Linked DNA regions of Mus musculus: region 1 is linked to region 2. Evidence: chromatin loops called from intact Hi-C (ENCODE). Cell type or tissue: heart. All regions are shown on one strand. Each heading gives the region's core, and the rest is flanking DNA. Links, peaks and the distances in the headings are about the cores only. Region 1 overlaps Dpf2 (D4, zinc and double PHD fingers family 2). Region 2 holds the start of Sac3d1 (SAC3 domain containing 1).

The links. A loop is a pair of places that touch in the nucleus more often than their neighbours do. Peaks named below come from ENCODE experiments on the same cell type or tissue, not always from the same donor. Only the 100,000 strongest peaks of a DNase experiment are listed, where the experiment ranks them.
Region 1: a loop joins it to region 2, with 4 times the contacts of the local background. A loop is called at or near these places in 2 of 42 quality-filtered maps.

Annotation. Positions count from the first base shown.
Region 1 is chr19:5,898,780-5,907,105 of GRCm38, reverse strand. Dpf2 (D4, zinc and double PHD fingers family 2) reads left to right here. Exons shown (of 11, transcript NM_011262.5): 2 at 1-105; 3 at 475-582; 4 at 1,554-1,717; 5 at 2,560-2,652; 6 at 2,788-2,866; 7 at 4,338-4,475; 8 at 4,615-4,743; 9 at 4,890-5,002; 10 at 5,808-5,889. Among named protein-coding and RNA genes, the nearest start is that of Tigd3, 8.8 kb to the right of the region's middle. In heart, for the core only: no CTCF peak of the experiment used is centred there; no DNase peak of the experiment used is centred there.
Region 2 is chr19:6,117,924-6,126,249 of GRCm38, reverse strand. Sac3d1 (SAC3 domain containing 1) reads left to right here and starts at 7,664. Exons shown (of 2, transcript NM_133678.3): 1 at 7,664-8,326. The coding sequence starts at 7,664. It overlaps Snx15 (sorting nexin 15), which reads left to right. Exons shown (of 8, transcript NM_026912.2): 2 at 2,062-2,097; 3 at 2,300-2,420; 4 at 4,095-4,210; 5 at 4,320-4,467; 6 at 4,728-4,871; 7 at 5,507-5,764; 8 at 6,296-6,851. The coding sequence ends at 6,387. In heart, for the core only: no CTCF peak of the experiment used is centred there; DNase peaks (open chromatin) are centred at 7,349 and 7,689; H3K4me3 peaks cover 2,074 bases; H3K27ac peaks cover 1,760 bases.

The sequences.
Region 1 (8,326 bases), core at 252-8,251, 220 kb after region 2:
GCCTCTGTGCTGAACGTAGTGTGCGCCTGCCTTTCCTGGACTCACAGACTGGAGTAGCCCAGAGCAATTGTTATATCTGGATGGAAAAGCGACACCGGGGACCAGGTAAAGTTTCAGGCTTTGGGAAAGGTGACACAGGAGCACAAGAAAGTGTCTGTTGTCCCTCAGGAGATGGGGTAGTTGAAGGCTCCTCCACTGCTCACCCCAGTAGATGAGAATGGAGAGGACGAAGCAGCCAGCCTTTGTTTTTGGCCTCTGAAGCAGCTATGATCTCCCGATGACTAAGAACAGCTGCGTACTTCTGCTGATATCTGTTTTTCTTTTCCATGAAGTATCCCCACCTGGCCCAGGCTCACGTGTTCTGTATCACTCCCTTGCTCTAGAACTCAACAGAGTTCTCATCCACAAAATGTTTGCCATCATTTTTTGGGGCTGGATTAGGGCTTAATTGTTCTTCCTTCCTCTCTTCCACAGGATTGGCCTCTGGACAGTTATACTCCTATCCTGCCAGACGCTGGCGGAAAAAGCGCCGAGCCCACCCACCTGAGGATCCCAGGCTTTCTTTCCCATCGATTAAACCAGGTAGAGGCTGGGGGGTGGGAGGGCTCAGTTGCTTAGAGTACTCGCTTAGCATGCACAGGGCCTGGGTTTAATAGCCAGTTTTGCATAAATGGAACATGGTTGTTTATTCCTATGTAATAATAGCATTGAGGAGGTTGGGGCAGGAGGATCAGAAATTCAAGGTCATTCTCTACTAATTGGAAGTTTGAGACCAGCCTGGGCTACATCAGAGCCTCAAAAAAACAAACAAAATCATGAAATTATCTCAAAATAATATGGACTGGAGAAGTGTCCTAGTGCTTGGTGTGTGAACACAAGGGTCTAAATTCTAGAGTTTATACAAAAATATCAGTGTAGTGCTGGGCAGTGATGAGCCTTTAATCCCAGCATTGGGAGGCAGAGGCAGGCCTGGTCTACAGAGTGAGTTCCAGGACAGCTGGGGCTATACAGAGAAACCCTGTCTCGAAAAACAAACAAACAAACAAACAAACAGCTCAGTTGGCCGACATTTTCCTATAATCCCAAAACTATGAGTACAGCACTGTGCCTTCTAGCTGCCAGTCTAACTCAGGGTTCAGTGAGAGCCTCCAAGGCAATACGCAGAGTGTGATAGAGCAGGACACCCAATGTCCTTCTCCAACATGTGTACCCACATGTGTTCATGGACCATACAGACATACACTACATACACATGCACCAGATGAACCAAGTGAGGGGCTCCCTTCCCAAGCAGGGCCCTGGGCTGTGTGACAAGGCTTGCTGAGCACAGCTTTCCCACACACAGCTCTGAGTTAGAGCTTGCAGACTGTGCTTTCGTCCCTCCCGGAGCTTGCTGGCTTAGTGAAAACAGGTAAGTAAAGCTGTATTCCAGGGCCGGCTGAACAGATCGTCTCGGTTCCTGGAGAACGGAAGTGGCTGGGTTTGACTTGGCCCCACATGGTGTAGGTTCAGCTTCAGCCCTTCTCAGTTAGCTTCGTCTTGGCTTGTTGCAGACACTGACCAGACTCTGAAGAAAGAGGGGCTTATCTCTCAGGATGGCAGCAGTTTAGAGGCTCTGTTGCGTACTGATCCCCTGGAGAAACGGGGTGCCCCAGATCCCCGAGTTGACGATGACAGCCTGGGCGAGTTTCCTGTTAGCAACAGTCGAGCACGGAAGGTCTGTTATTGCCATGGCTAGAGGACTTTAATAGGACCAGCCTCTTCTTTGTGGGTTGGGAGGTTTGTCCAGTTAGAATTGAAGCAGAACATGGTAGGACACATGCTTGTTGATGTGTATGTAAGCCCTAGCACAAAAACCAAAAACAGCTGGAATGGAAGCTGAAGTTGCCCTGCAGTCCTGTGCTCTGCTGGCCACCAGCCCTGACTGCCTAGCCTTCTACACTCCTCTTCCCAGTACAGGCTCACCCACGCTCTCTCTCACAAGGTTTTGTTAGAGACTTAGATACCTGGAGTTACGTAGGTGAAGCACAGTTGGTTCACACCTGTCAACTGGGAAGTTATGCTAAGTTTAAAGATGAGAATAGCTACAGATAAGCCAGATACTGTGCTAAGTATTTTTCCGTATGCTTCCTCTTGTATAGCCTTGTGAGGTAGGTCCTGTGGTTCCCATTTCATGGACAAGGAGGCAGAAGCAAAACAGTTAAAAACTTCCTCAAGGTCAAGTAAGCAGCAAAACTCATTGAAAGTAGGACATGAAAGTTGGAAGCAGAGCAGGCAGGACAGGATGTGGCTGCCTGGGGTACCAGAGAGCTTTATGGAAACTGTTTGGGCTCTGAGAGATGGGGGACAGGCATTCTAGATTAAGGGAGCAACTTGAAGAGGCACAGTGGAAAGCAAGCATTCACGGAAGCAGGACTGGGGTGCAGGGTGAGGAACGGTTCTGGGTAAGGCTAAGCCCCACAGGAGCTTCTGGGTGGTTCCAAGTGGCTAATTCTCTATCATGAGGGCGCTTTGGGATGTGTTTGAGTTCCGCTCATTCACATGTTGTGCTCCACTCAGCGGATCATTGAACCCGATGACTTCCTTGATGACCTTGATGATGAGGACTATGAAGAAGATACGCCAAAGCGTCGGGGGAAGGGGAAGTCCAAGGTGAGAAGCTAACGTGCTCCTAAGAAGGAGGCCGGCCGGTCTTCAGAGACCAGCCTTTAGTTTTGCTTTCTGCCTTGCTCTTCTAGCCAAGGCACGTTGGTGAGGGCATCGTCATCGTTTTGGTTTTCTTGGCAGAGTAAGGGTGTGAGCAGTGCCCGGAAGAAGCTGGATGCTTCCATCCTGGAGGACCGGGATAAGCCCTATGCCTGTGACAGTGAGTGCCACCTGAGGGATGGGTAGTTCTCGCTTGGACCCAGCTCCTGCTCTGGATGTGAGAGGAGGGCGGGCCATGGTCTTGCACTGAATGGTAAAACAAGCCTGGGTTTTTGTCCTGCCTGCCAACCTGGCCTTTGCTTAACAGTGGGTGGGACCTGCATGCTCTGGGGCGAGGTTTCTATGGGTCCTGGGATGGGAGGATGAGGGAACTCAAAGCAGACAGGGTTGGCCTCACAGTGGGCAGCATCCAGATCTGCTGCCCCATCAAGGCAGGGCACAGGGAGCCAGCCCTGAGGGTTAGTGTCTGTCCTCTGTCCCTTTGCTTTGGCTTACCCTACTTCTGTGCCTCCAGCCTGAAGTGCCACTGCTGGGGTCCTCTCTCACTCGCTCTGTTTTCCTGCTGCTGCCGCCCTGTCTCAAATGTATCAAGGCCTTCTTCTCATGACTTTTCTTTCTGTCTTTCAGATAGTTTCAAACAAAAGCATACCTCGAAAGCGCCCCAGAGAGGTAGCTCTCTCAACTTTTCAGACTTGTGTTTTCCTGTCCCTTTTCCCTCTTCCCCTGTTCCTCCTGCCTTTCTCATTTCCTGTGATACTGGCTTTGGAATCTCTGCAACGGTATGAGGGTAGTGCTGTGGAACCCCAGGTGTGCTCCGTTCTCAGTCCTAGCAGCTGTCTTTACCATTGCTTATCTCCCACAGACTTACTCCTATGGTCACTTGGCCTAGTATTAACAGAACCCCTTATGGATAGATGTCATCTGATGTTCCCCAACCAGACAGCAGGTGGTCAGCTCATGCTTCCACCGTCATGCCGCCACCTCCTCCCATCCTCCCATTCCTTCCTGCTGGCCCCCTTACCCCTCTTGGTGTCATTGCTCAAGATAAAATGCCATGTAATCTTTCCTTGCTGGTTGGCAGGGGCTGGGCAGGGCACTAGTGTGGGGATGTATTTCAGTTTCTTTGGGGAAGTTATCCTGGCTGGCAGTTAGTAAGTGTTCACCAAGAAACCCACCCTCAGCCTTTCATCTGTTTAGTTGGGATTGGTACACACAGGGTGGCATGAACCTGCCACATTTACATGGCAGAAAAAGAGGCTGACATCTCTTTGTTACGTTTCCCCTTTTGCCATAGGCCAGACTGTAGAACTTTACAGACCTGGAGCTCCCAGACGGTTACTACTTCTGGGGCAAGTTGATGCAGCATGGGTTAAGTCCTTCTAAAAGCCAGCATAGAAAAATGTCGGTAGCTATTGTGTTTTAGAGAGGGAAGAGAATCCAAGAAACTAAAGAGGTCCAGAGACTGATGCTCTTGGCTGAGGGGAAGGGGCCATCACTAAAGCTTGTCCCAGAGTAGAGATACTGGGGGCAGAGATGTCCCATGGGCCTCATTTGGAGCTTCAGAGCTTGTCAGAGTGGAGAAGTAGCACCTTTGTGTCCTAATAGTTCTCTGCAATCTTTCTCCCGCCCAGTTTGTGGAAAACGTTACAAGAACCGACCTGGCCTCAGTTACCACTATGCCCACTCCCACCTGGCTGAAGAGGAAGGAGAGGACAAAGAAGACTCCCGACCCCCCACTCCTGTGTCCCAGAGGTCTGAGGAGCAGAAATGTAAGCTGAGCTGTCAGGGCAGGCACGCAGGAGAGGAAGCAGCCTGTTTATAAAAGCCTTCATAGAGTTCATAGAGAGAGTGGAGGATATCCCAGGGTTCCCTTGAGAATCATCAGAATTTTTTTCTTTTTCCCTATAGCCAAGAAAGGACCTGATGGATTGGCCCTGCCTAACAACTACTGTGACTTCTGCCTAGGAGACTCAAAAATCAACAAGAAGACAGGGCAGCCCGAGGAGCTAGTGTCCTGTTCCGACTGTGGCCGCTCAGGTACCTCCATCCTCAAAGAGCAGACTGTACTCCGTGCCCAGGAACCTCCTGGGCTGCTTCCTTGAGTGCTGTTATAATCAGGCAACCTCCCTTACCCACTCCCCACCCTGGTTTCCAACCACTTACTTGACTCCCCTCCTCCACAGGGCATCCGTCCTGCCTGCAGTTCACCCCTGTGATGATGGCGGCCGTGAAGACCTACCGCTGGCAGTGCATCGAATGCAAGTGCTGCAACCTCTGCGGCACGTCGGAGAACGATGTGAGTGTCGCTGAGCCTGCCTGGCTCCGTCAGAAGGCACCTGCTCCTCCCTAACTCCCTCCTGGGAACTTTATACTTGTTTTAAAATATCTGTTTCTTGGGCACCAACAGTCAGACAGTGTTCTTAGCTCTCGGGTCAATAAATAAGACAGAGAAGTTAGTGCTTTGATAGAATTTGTGTACTTGGGGAAACAGAGTTTTGTATGATACACCTTGAAGAAAATGAAACTAGTCATGTGCCAAAGAGTTAACTGGATGCTGATAGAGGTTTGTAGCTGTATTTGCTTCTGGAGGAAGTGAGGTTGCTGTTGGAGTTTGGATAATACAAGGAGCCAGTCCCAGAAAGTATGGCTAGTGCAGAGGCCTTAAGGTGGGCCAGCTGGCTGTAATGAGGCCATTGTTATCCACTAGATCTTTCCTGTGGTGGGAAGGTGAACAGAGGCAGGGCTCGGCGGGACTTTGTAGGATCTTGGGACCATTTGAGCTCAGTGAGGAGTCCTGGACCTGGTGCACATTAAGCACCTAAGCTCTGCCCTATGCTTAGACCTTGAGGATGTTATCTGAGGCTCTTTATTAAGGGGGTTATATGCTCTGTCTCATCTTTTCAAAAGGTAACTGGCAGCTCTGTGGAGAAAAGATTGTAGGGAAATAGTAGGCTTTGTGATCTGTTAGAGTCCAGATAGACTGTGATGGACAGACTGACAATCGACCTTTGCTGCTACTAGTCCCTCTTGGAAGCAGCAGCAGTGTCGTAACTTAGGCACATAAACCATTGCACCTTTGTTCGTTCTCCTTACTTCTGCAGGACCAGCTACTTTTCTGTGATGACTGTGACCGTGGCTACCACATGTACTGTCTCACTCCTTCCATGTCTGAGCCTCCTGAAGGTAAGTGGCCTGGATCTACTCAAAATACTTTATCCCAGAAAGATCCACAGCACTCAAGTAAAATATCGATACTGAAATTTGTGACTTATCATAGACCTGTAATTGTATGGGTTTCAGCATTCTATGTCTAACAGCATAGATTTCATAATAGAATGACATGTGGTAGATTAAAGCAAACATTTAATGAGTCTGGAGAAGTGGCTCAGCAGTTAAGAGCACTGAATGATCCTCCAGAGAGCCTTGGTTCAGTTTCTGTCACCTGTTGGCCATTCACCATGGTCTGTAATTCCAGTTGCACAGTCTCCTTCTCTGGCCTCTGCAGATACCAGGCATGTACCTGTGCACAGATCTTTTCTATCTTAGTACTACAAAGGGCTTATTTTCTTTCTTTTGCTTTTTGTAGTACTAGAGATAGAACCCAGAATCCTGTACATGCTGGCCAAATGTCCCACTGCTGAGCTATCTCCCTATATCCCTAACTCTTGCCATTTTTATTTATTTATTGATTGATTGATTTATTATATGTAAGTTCACTGTAGCTGTCTTCAGACACCACAGAAGAGGGCATCAGATCTCATTATGGATGGTTGTGAGCCACCATGTGGTTGCTGGGATTTGAACTCAGGACCTTTGGAACAGCAGTCGGGTGCTCTAACCGCTGAGCCATCTCACCAGCCCTCTTGCCATTTTTTTATTCAGAGTGCTGTACAGTTGATCCATAGCACTTGTGTAGAAGTCAAGTCTCCATTCACTGTGGGCTCTGGAGAGGATCAGGTCATCAGGCTTCGAGCCGTCTCTCCATCCCACACTTGTACTTTTTGTTTTGAGACAGGGTCTCACTAAGTTGCATAAGGTAGCCTGAGCTAGCTTGGTAGCCCAGGTAGCCAGCCCTTGAACTTGAAATCCTCCTGTCTCCGTCTCTAGAACAGTTGGGTTAGACTTGATGCAATCATATGTCTTTGGAGAGATAAGCTATTTCCTCTGGAGTATTCTCCAAACCACATACATAAAATTATGCTTGTATATTCTATATTAAGATTTAGCCAGGTGGTGGTAGTGTGCCTTTAATCACAGCACTCAGGAGGTATAGGCAGGTGGATTTCGGAGTTCAAGGCCAGCCTGGAATATAGAGCTAGTTCCAGGATAGCCAGGGCTACATAAAGAAACCTTGTTCGCAACCCCCTATCCTCAAAATAAGTAGTTTTACTTCTCAAGAAAACGGATCAAACTGAAATAAATACCAATAATGTTTTAGCAAGCTATTTTTCTTGCACAGAACAATTATTTTCTGTTTATCAGTTTTCTTTTTCTTTATTTTTATTTTTTATTTATTTTTGTTGTTGTTGTTTGTTTAGTTTTTTAGGCAGGGTAATTACTCAAAAGAGATCTACCTCTGTTCCCTAAGAGCTGCAGTCATAGGTGTGCACCACTGTGCCTGGTTATTTCCTGTTTCTCTATGAAATTAGGCTTGGGTGATAAGGGGTGCTTGGGGGATACACAAGTTCACTTCTTTCTCTGTTTTCTGCTGAAACACCCAGAGATGTTGGCACCCCAGTTCACTTGCAGTGAAAGGCGAGTCTCTGAGTTCAAGGCCAGCATGGTCTACAGAGTGAGTTTCAGGACAGCCAAGACTAAGCAGAAAAACTGTCTTGGAGATAAAATATAGTAGTTTCTCTGAAGTCTCTTTTCATGACCTTTTTTCAACCTTTGAGGCAATGACTTTTTTTGTCCAAAATTGGGAGCATTTTAACAATCTTTGACTAGGCTGGCAAGATGGCTCAGCAGGTAAAGCACTTGCAACCAAGCCTGGACAATCTGAGTTTAGACTCCACAAGTTGTCTTTCACCTGCATGCTGTGGCAAATGCCCCCAAATAAATAAATTTAATAAGTTATCAAAAAAAAAAAAAAAAAAAAAGGGGCTGGTGAGATGGCTCAGCAGGTAAGAGCACCCGACTGCTCTTCCGAAGGTCCAGAGTTCAAATCCCAGCAACCACATGGTGGCTCACAACCATCCGTAACAAGACCTGACTCCCTCTTCTGGTGTGTCTGAAGATAGCTACAGTGTACTTATATATAATAATAAATAAAAAATCTTAAAAAAAAAAAAAAAAAAAAAAAAACCCAAAACACTTGTGTCTGCTCAGATTGTCCTGTGAGCCCATGGGCCACTGAAGTGACAAGAGGGTCTGGCATTGTTTGGGGACTGTCCTTGCACTCAGTGTGCTCATAGAGAATGGTTTTCATGTGTATTTTTAGTGTATGTTAAGAGTATTTTGTCTACATGTATGTCAGTCTACTGCATGAGTAGCTGATGCCTTTGGGGGTCAGAGGAGGGATCATCAGGTCCCTGTAGATGGAGTTGTGGGTGGCTGTGAACCACCAAGTGGGTGCTGGGAACCGAACCACATCTTCTTTGACTGCTGAGCCATCTCTGGT
Region 2 (8,326 bases), core at 135-8,134:
TAGAAATTATTTCTATCTGCCATCTCAGTGCTGGGAACCAAACCCAGGTCCTTGGCTACAGCAGCGAGTGCTTTTACCTGCTGAATCATCTCTCCTTGTTTCTGGCTGATGTACGTGTCTGTGTGAATGTGTAGCACAACTGCGTGTGGATGCCTGTTGAGGTCAGAGGAAGGTGCATCAGATCTGATCCCCTGGAGCCAGAATTACAAACGATTATGAGCCACATAATGTGGGTACTGTTCTGGGCACTGAATGTAGTGCTTGGAAGATCAGGTCATGCTCTTAACTACCGAGCCACCCCTCCTGTCCCCATCCTTAGATTTTAAATGGGCATCTTAATCATGTCTGGTTTGCTGAGATCTAGAAAAAAAAAATGGAAAGGATGTTTTGAAAACTGTTGATTCTAAACTGTACAACCTTACTGTAAAACTCCCATAAGCATAATAGCAAAAACTAAGTGTTACTTCTGTCTCGGGCCAATTCTGTTCTTCCAGAGTGCCCAACCCCACTGCTAACTCTGTCTTCATGGGTATGAGACATTGTAGCTCCTCTCTTTTTTTTTTTAAAGATTTATTTATTTATTATATGTAAGTACACTGTAGCTGTCTTCAGACACTCCAGAAGAGGGCATCAGATCTTGCTACGGATGGTTGTGAGCCACCATGTGGTTGCTGGGATTTGAACTCCGGACCTTTCACCAGCCCGTAGCTCCTCTCTTAAGAAGAACTGGATCCTGGGACAGACTCTCATTTTTTTTAAATGATTTATTTATTTTTACTTTATTTTCTGTGCATCGGTGTTTGACACAGCCAGTGCTCTTAACTGCCAAGCCATCTCTCCAGGAACCATCTCTCCAGCCCCTAGACTCTCATTTCCTGAGAAGCATAGTTTTGTTTTGTTTTGTTTTGTTTTCCTTTCTGAATACCAGGACGTGGCCCTAGGGAGGAACTGGGATAGAAGTTGAGTGCCAAGCCTAGGGGTGAGTGTCTTTACCCCACTTAAGAAGCAGAAGCAGCCACATCTCTGTGACTTTGAAGCCAACCTAACCGTCAAAGCAGGTTCTAGGCAGTTCTAGGCCTGCCAGGGCTACAGAGGGGAGCCTTGTCACTGCTTAAAAAAAAAAAAAAAAAAAGGAAAAAAAACCCGCCAATTAAAAAAAAATAATAAAGTTGGGAGATGATGGAGAGATGACTCAGCAGCTAAGAACACTGCTGCTCTTCCAGAGGCTCTGAATTCAGTTCCCAACTAACACATGGTGGTGCAGCTCACAAAACATCTGCTGGCATGTAGGTATACATGCAGATAGCACTGCTAATTTTAAAAAAAATACAAGTAAAAAAGTTAAAAGGTAGCCGGGCAGTGGTGGTGCACGCCTTTAATCCCAGCACTTGAGAGGCAGAGGCAGGTGGATTTCTGAGTTCGAGGCCAGCCTGGTCTACAGAGTGAGTTTCAGGACAGCCAGGGATACACAGAGAAACCCTGTCTCGAAAACAACAACAACAAGTTAAAAGGTTTAAAATAATAATAATAATTAATAATAAAAGTTTGTCTACAAAGTGAATTCCAGGACAGCCAGGGCTATACAGAGAAACCCTGTTTCAAAAAAACCAAAATAAATAAATAAATAAATAAAAGTTGAGTATAGGGCTATCTAGACATTCAGTATACTCACGTTTATAAGATAAAGATACAGTTATACAAAGGAAAATTTTCTCAAGGAGCTGAGGATGTAACTCAAGAAGTCCTGAGTTCAATCCTTAGTATCAAAAACAAATAATAAAATAGCTTAATTTAGTAGTGCATGCTGTAATCCCAGCACTTGGGAGGCAGAGGTCGAAGGATTTGGAGTGCAAGGCCAGCCTCTGCTACACAGTCAATTTGAGGCCATCTTAGGCTACATGAAACCCTGCATGCAGAAATCCAAAAGAAAACTTGCTCCAAGCCTTAAATCCAGGCCCATTTATCCCAGCATGCCCATTATTCTGAAAGACACTGTGAGGGGTGGCGCAGTGTTGCCTGTCAGGCTCTGGTCTCACCTGGCTCCCACCTTTCCTTTCTCAGTTCATCTCAAAGAAGGACCCAGAGGATATCAAAGAGGTGAGTGTGGCTCCCAGGAAGAAGGGCTGTTCCTGTACACATCAGCATCAGTAAGGGAAGAGCTGGTAACCAAGGACAGCCTTCTTCCCTGACCTGTGCTGGAGAGGGTGTGTGCAGTCCTTCTCGGACTCTAGGATACACTTAGTGTGGGAAGGCCACTTTCCACCGTGCTGGTCCAGGTCAGTTCTCAACTGCCTCACAGGTAGTAGTCTGGAAGCGGTACAGCGACTTCCGTAAGCTCCACGGGGACTTGGCCTATACTCACCGAAACCTCTTCCGTCGCCTAGAGGAGTTTCCGGCCTTCCCCCGTGCCCAGGTGTTTGGTGAGTATTGACTCTGAACCTCTCTGCCCCAGTGTGCGGGCAGCAGGGAACTGGTCTGGTGGGAACTGTGAGTGTGATGTTGTACCCTGAACAGCCATCTTTGGAAAACTAGATGGGCCTTCTCAGATGGCCTCATTGAAATATGGGGAAAGTGAGACTCTGAGCAACCTCCCCTTTATTGTGTGTCGGGCTATGAACAGTCCCAGCAAGATGAGGCTCGTCAAGGTGAAAGGCCTTTGTCTGAGCCTTAGTCTGTTCTCTGTTTCGATAGCACAGAGGATGCATTAGTTACCATAGGAACGATGCTTATTTTGACATATGGCTCTGTTCCAAAGTTCAGAGGCCACATCTGCTGATGGCTCTGTTGCTGGCAGAGGCCTAAGGTAGCAGGGAGAGAGTCAAGGAGGACATGAGGGACAGAACACCAAGCTAGCTTTTTTTTTTTTAAAGATTTATTTATTTGCCGGGCGTGGTGGCGCACGCCTTTAATTTAATTTAATTTAATTTAATTTAATTTAATTTAATGGGGGAGGGGGCAGAGGCAGGCGGATTTCTGAGTTTGAGGTCAGCCTGGTCTACAGAGTGAGTTCCAGGACAGTCAGGGCTACACAGAGAAACCCTGTCTTGAAACAAAACAAAACAAACAAAAAAAAGATTTATTTATTTATTTATTTATTTAATGTATGTATGTGAGTGCACTGTCACTGTCTTCAGACACACCAAAAGAGGGCGCCAGATCCCATTACAGATGGCTGTGAGCCACCATATGGTTGCTAAGAATTGAACTCAGGACCTCTGAAAGAGCAGTCAGCACTCTTAACCGCTGAGCCATCTCTCCAGCCCCCAAGTTAGCTTTTATAGCAGAGAACCCAAGAGTCCACTCACCCATTAACTACAGGAGTTCTCAGAGTGTGTTGTTGGCAGGCCACCCCAAGCCAATGAGACCATCATGGAGAGTAGGCTAGAGTGCTGGCTGTGCCCCCAGTACAACAACAACTAAGGTAGAGCTAGCCTATACTACATGTAGCTTTGCCATTTGTTGTTGGTTTGCTTCAGTTTTTGTTTTTTCCATTTTCTTGAGACAAAAAAAAAATCTCAAATGTAGCCCAGGCTAGCCTTGAACTTCTAACGATCCTCCTACCTTAGATTCCCAAGTATAAGCTAACAGGTGAGCCCCACCTTGCCCAGCAGTGGGACAGCTTGCTCTGTGACCTTGGGCAAGTCACCTCCTTCTCTGAGCTTCACTGCCCTCCTGATCGTATCCAAGCCTCAAATGGCCTTTCCTGTCAGACATGATAGCCCACACCTTTAACCCCAGCACATAGAAGGCAGAGGCAGGTGCATCTCCGTGAGTTTGAGATCTTCATAGCAAGTTCAAAAGCCAGCTAATTACAAAATGAGACATTAGCCGGGCGTGGTGAAGCATGCCTTTAATCCCAGCACTTGGGAGGCAGAGGCAGGCAGATTTCTGAGTTCGAGGCCAGCCTGGTCTACAAATTGAGTTCCAAGACAGCCGGGGCTACATAGAGAAACCCTGTCTCAAAAAAACCAAGAGAGAGAGAGAGATTGGAGAGAGAGAGAAACAGACAGAGAGGGAACAGAGAGAGCGAGCCTGAAGCCCCCCCACCCCACACCAATACACACACTGCTGCTCTCCTGCCCTGGGGTCTGCAGGGCGGTTTGAAGCCTCTGTGATCGAGGAGCGGCGCAAGGGCGCGGAGGACCTGCTGCGCTTCACGGTGCCCATCCCTGCACTCAACAACAGCCCCCAACTCAAGGAGTTTTTCCGGGTGAGTCTGTCTGCTCGCCACCCCCGCCCCCAGTCAGCTCCCTTGTACTGCTTCCCGCCCTGCCAGCCACATTCCTGACCCCTCCCCTGCTGAACTTTGTCTCCTGCAGGGCGGGGAGGTGACACGGCCCTCTGAGGTGTCCAGGGACCTGCGAATCCTGCCACCCCCTCTCATCCCCACACCACCTCCGGATGAGGCCCGGCTACTTCAGCCGCTGCCTGCGGAAAGGAGGGGCCAGGAGGAGTTGGAGGTGCCAGGTATCTCAGGGTCAGGGAAGGAGTGAGTCCTCCTCCCACAGGGGAAAACATAGGGGTGGGCAGTCCCACCGTCCTCCTGGGGAGGACCTCTGAACAGGTCATCTTCCCTTCTGAGCTCAGTTTGCTCACCTATCAGATAGGATCTGGCAACCTATTGGTGGCCCTGTCAATACCCATGGCTGCTGCAAGGGCTAATCAAGACTGTTTTGAAATCGGAGCAACAGTAGGTACAGACATCTGTCCCTCTGGTCTCTCCTCAGTGGATCCCCTCCCGTCCAGCCCTGCCCAGGAGGCCTTGGACCTTCTCTTCAGCTGTGACAGTACGGAGGAAGCTTCCAGCTCCCTGGCTCGAGGTCCCCTCTCTGAGGCTGAACTTGCCCTTTTCGACCCTTACTCCAAAGAGGGTAAGGAGCAGGTGTGGGGTAGCGGAACTAAGGGGTGTGAAGGGAGACCCTCTGTGGCTGTGAGCAGCTCTGGGAGGAGCCCAGGAGGATGGAGCTGGAGGATGGAGGGAGTCCTCCTCTCCGGGCAAACTCTGGGTAGCATATCACCATAGGGTCCTATTGCTCACAGACTTGCTGTGTCTGGCCTTGGTGGCACGCACCCTGCATCCTAGCACTTGAGAGGCAGAAGCAGAAAGACCAGAAGTTCAAGGTCATGGGCCAGCAAGATGGCTCAGAAGGTGAAAGCCCTACCTTATGAACCTGGCAACCTGGTTCCATCCCAGATTCCACTGTAAATGATTAAAACAAACAAACCAACCCAGAACCTGTCCTCCAGCCATGGCATGCTCACACCTGCACTCACGCCTGCACTCATACCTGCACTCACGCATGCACTCACGCATGCACTCTCCCATGCAGCAGTAATAATCCACTAAGCCGTTACAAAACCTCCTGAGCCAAACCAAGGAAACAGATCCCAGCTGCTTCCTTCTACTCAAGTGAATTCAGTGGGACAGTTTGGTGTCCTGGGGTGGGCAACAGGCCCTGAGAAAGAGAGGGCCAGTCTGCCCTCACTCCTCCCTGTTTTATTACAGAAAGTACAGGCCCCAGCCCTACCCACACAGGTGAGCTGGCAGCCATTGAGGTAGAGTCCAAAAGGCTGGACCAGGAACCCTGGGAGCCAGGAGGACAGGAGGAGGAAGAAGCTGAGGATGGAGAGCCTGCCCCAGCTTACCTTGGCCAGGCCACAGAGCTCATCACTCAAGCCCTGCGGAATGAAAAGGCTGGCGCCTACGCTGCTGCTCTCCAAGGCTACCAAGATGGGGTGCACATTCTTCTGCAGGGTGTCTCAGGTGGGTAGGGCAGTAGGGAGGAGGGAAAGTAGAAAGCAAAGGACCAGGGGAGGTGGTGCAGTCGGTAAAGTGAGTGCCGTGCAAGCAGAAGACCTGAACTAAATGCCCAGAGCCACACATAACAGTGTGCACCAGCAGAGACGGTTCCAGCAAACGTACCCATGACAAGATGGGAAGCAGGGACAGGAGAATCCCCAAAAACTCGAGGGCAGCTGAACCTGGCATAGGCTGCAGAGAACAGAGAGATCTTATCTCCGACAGACGACAGACACGGTGATAGGGGAAGACCTACACCCAAGGTTGCCCGCTGACCCTCCCGTGCTCACTCACACACATACAATACATTCTAAAGAAAGAAAGAGGGACCGTGAACATCTGTTTCTCACAGGTCAACTGGAGACACTGGGCAGAATTTTCCCTTATTTTTTTTAATAGCCTCATAAAATGAGGCAAAGACAGGAGGACCCAGGGAGGGAAAGGACACATTATGACCTGGGTTCTGAATGTAGGTGGGCCATCTGCTTCCTCCAGGTGACCCATCCCCTGCCCGCCGGGAAGGTGTGAAGAAGAAGGCAGCCGAGTACCTGAAGCGGGCAGAGATGCTTCACACACACTTGCCCTAAGGGGTGGACCCTTCCTGGGATGTCAGCTCCAGCACTGCCAGCCACCCCCACTGCTCTCTTTGGGACCTGGCCGTGCTTCCTGCTCGTATGACTACCAGGGGCCATATCTGTATTAACTGGATCAAGTATAAGAAAAGCAAAGACTTCTCAGCTCTGACCTGCCTGCCTCCTTGGAATTAGACTTGAACTTCTGATCCTGCCTATCTGTTCTATGTGAGTGGCATCTGGGCCCCTAACCTGTCAGTTCACCCATCTAGACCAGAGTCTGTAGCCAGACCTGGCCCACTGCCTTTTTTGTAAGGCCCTTGAGAGCCTTCCTTCCTTTCTCTTTCTTTCCTTTCCTTTCCTTTTCTCTTCTTCTCTTTCTTTCTTTTTTTTTATGGTTGGAAGAAAAAAGATTCTTTGACTAGTGAAAATCTCATAAAATTTAAATACGTGTGAGTAAAACACATGCCTGAACACAACCAGGTCCATTTGCTTATTATTGTCTGTGGTTGAGTTTACATTGTACCAACAGAGTTGAATAAGCGGTGTCTGGCACATCATACCCATTATGTTTATAAGAAGATAAAGAGAGGAGGAATATGTTCCATTGAGGTGCTTCAGCTGGCCCTTGCCAAGGCATCCTATCCCCCTGAGGGACCAGCCAAGCGATGGTAATAGTAGAATTTATTCAGGACATGGGAAGGGGAGTTAAGAGGGTACTAGAGGCAGAGAAAGGCAGAGAGAGGAGGGGGGGAGAGAGAAGTAGAGGAGTAGAGAATTAGAAGCTGGCCATGAGCACAGGGAGGGGGAGGGGCAAGGGACTAGAGCAGGAGCAAGAAGGCAAGAGAGAGGAGGGGGCAAGCAGCCCCTTTTATAATGGGTCAGGCCTACCTGACTGTTGCCAGGTAGCTGTTGGGTGGAGCCTACCTGGTTGTTGTCAGCTAACTGTGAAGTGAAGCTTAGACAGAATGCTAATAATAACTATGAATGAGTGGCCGCGCCTTTAATCCGGGAATTGGAAGGCAAAGAGACAGGCGGATCTCTACTGAGTCAGCCTGGTCTATATAGTGACTTCCAGACCATGCAAAGGTACACAGTTAAAACAAAACGCATAGGGAAACAATGAAGAATGACAGGCACGCAGCACTAGCTGAGTGTGTTAAAGAAATAATAGACACGTACGTAAAGCAGGACTTGCTACTTCGAGAGCCCTAAGAACAAAAAGCTAAACCAACAAATCCCAGCCCTGGGGAGGTGTGGCCTGCGTCGCGGGACTACAAACCGATGCATCATGGGACGATTTAAGGGGGAAAACCGAAGCCAGGCGCGATGGATTATGGGAGGCGTTTCTAAAGGCCGCGGGAGCGGCAAATCGAGAAAGCCGCGGCAGGCTGCGTTTGGCCAGACTGGGGCTCGAGTCTGTCCCTCGAGCCCACGGCAGGATGCAGTGCCGCGCTTCCGCTGGCCCGGCGATGCTGAGTGTGCGTCCTCTACCCACACCCCTACCATGTCCGGCTGCAAACTACCCATGGGCCTGTGCCCAGACATGTGCCCGGCCGCCGAGCGCGCCCGACGCGAGCGCGAGCGCCGCCTGCACCGACTGGAGGTGGAGCCAGGCGGCCGTGGGAACGCTCCCCGAGCCGACCCCAAGCGCACAGTGAAGGAGTACAGCCGGCCGGCAGCGGGCAAACCCCGGCCCCCGCCAAGCCTGCTGCGGCCGCCGCCAGTGCTCTTAGCCACCGTGCGTTATCTGGCCGGTGAGGTGGCTGGCCGCGGCGACGTGTCGTGCGCGGAGGTGGCGAGCTTTGTGGCCGACCGCCTGCGCGCAGTGCGGCTAGATCTGTCGCTGCAGGGCGTGGACGACGCGGACGCAGCGACAGTGCTGGAGGCTGCGCTGGCCACGCTGCTGGCCGTGGTGGCGCGGGTGCGGCCAGAAGAGACGCGCGGAGCCGCG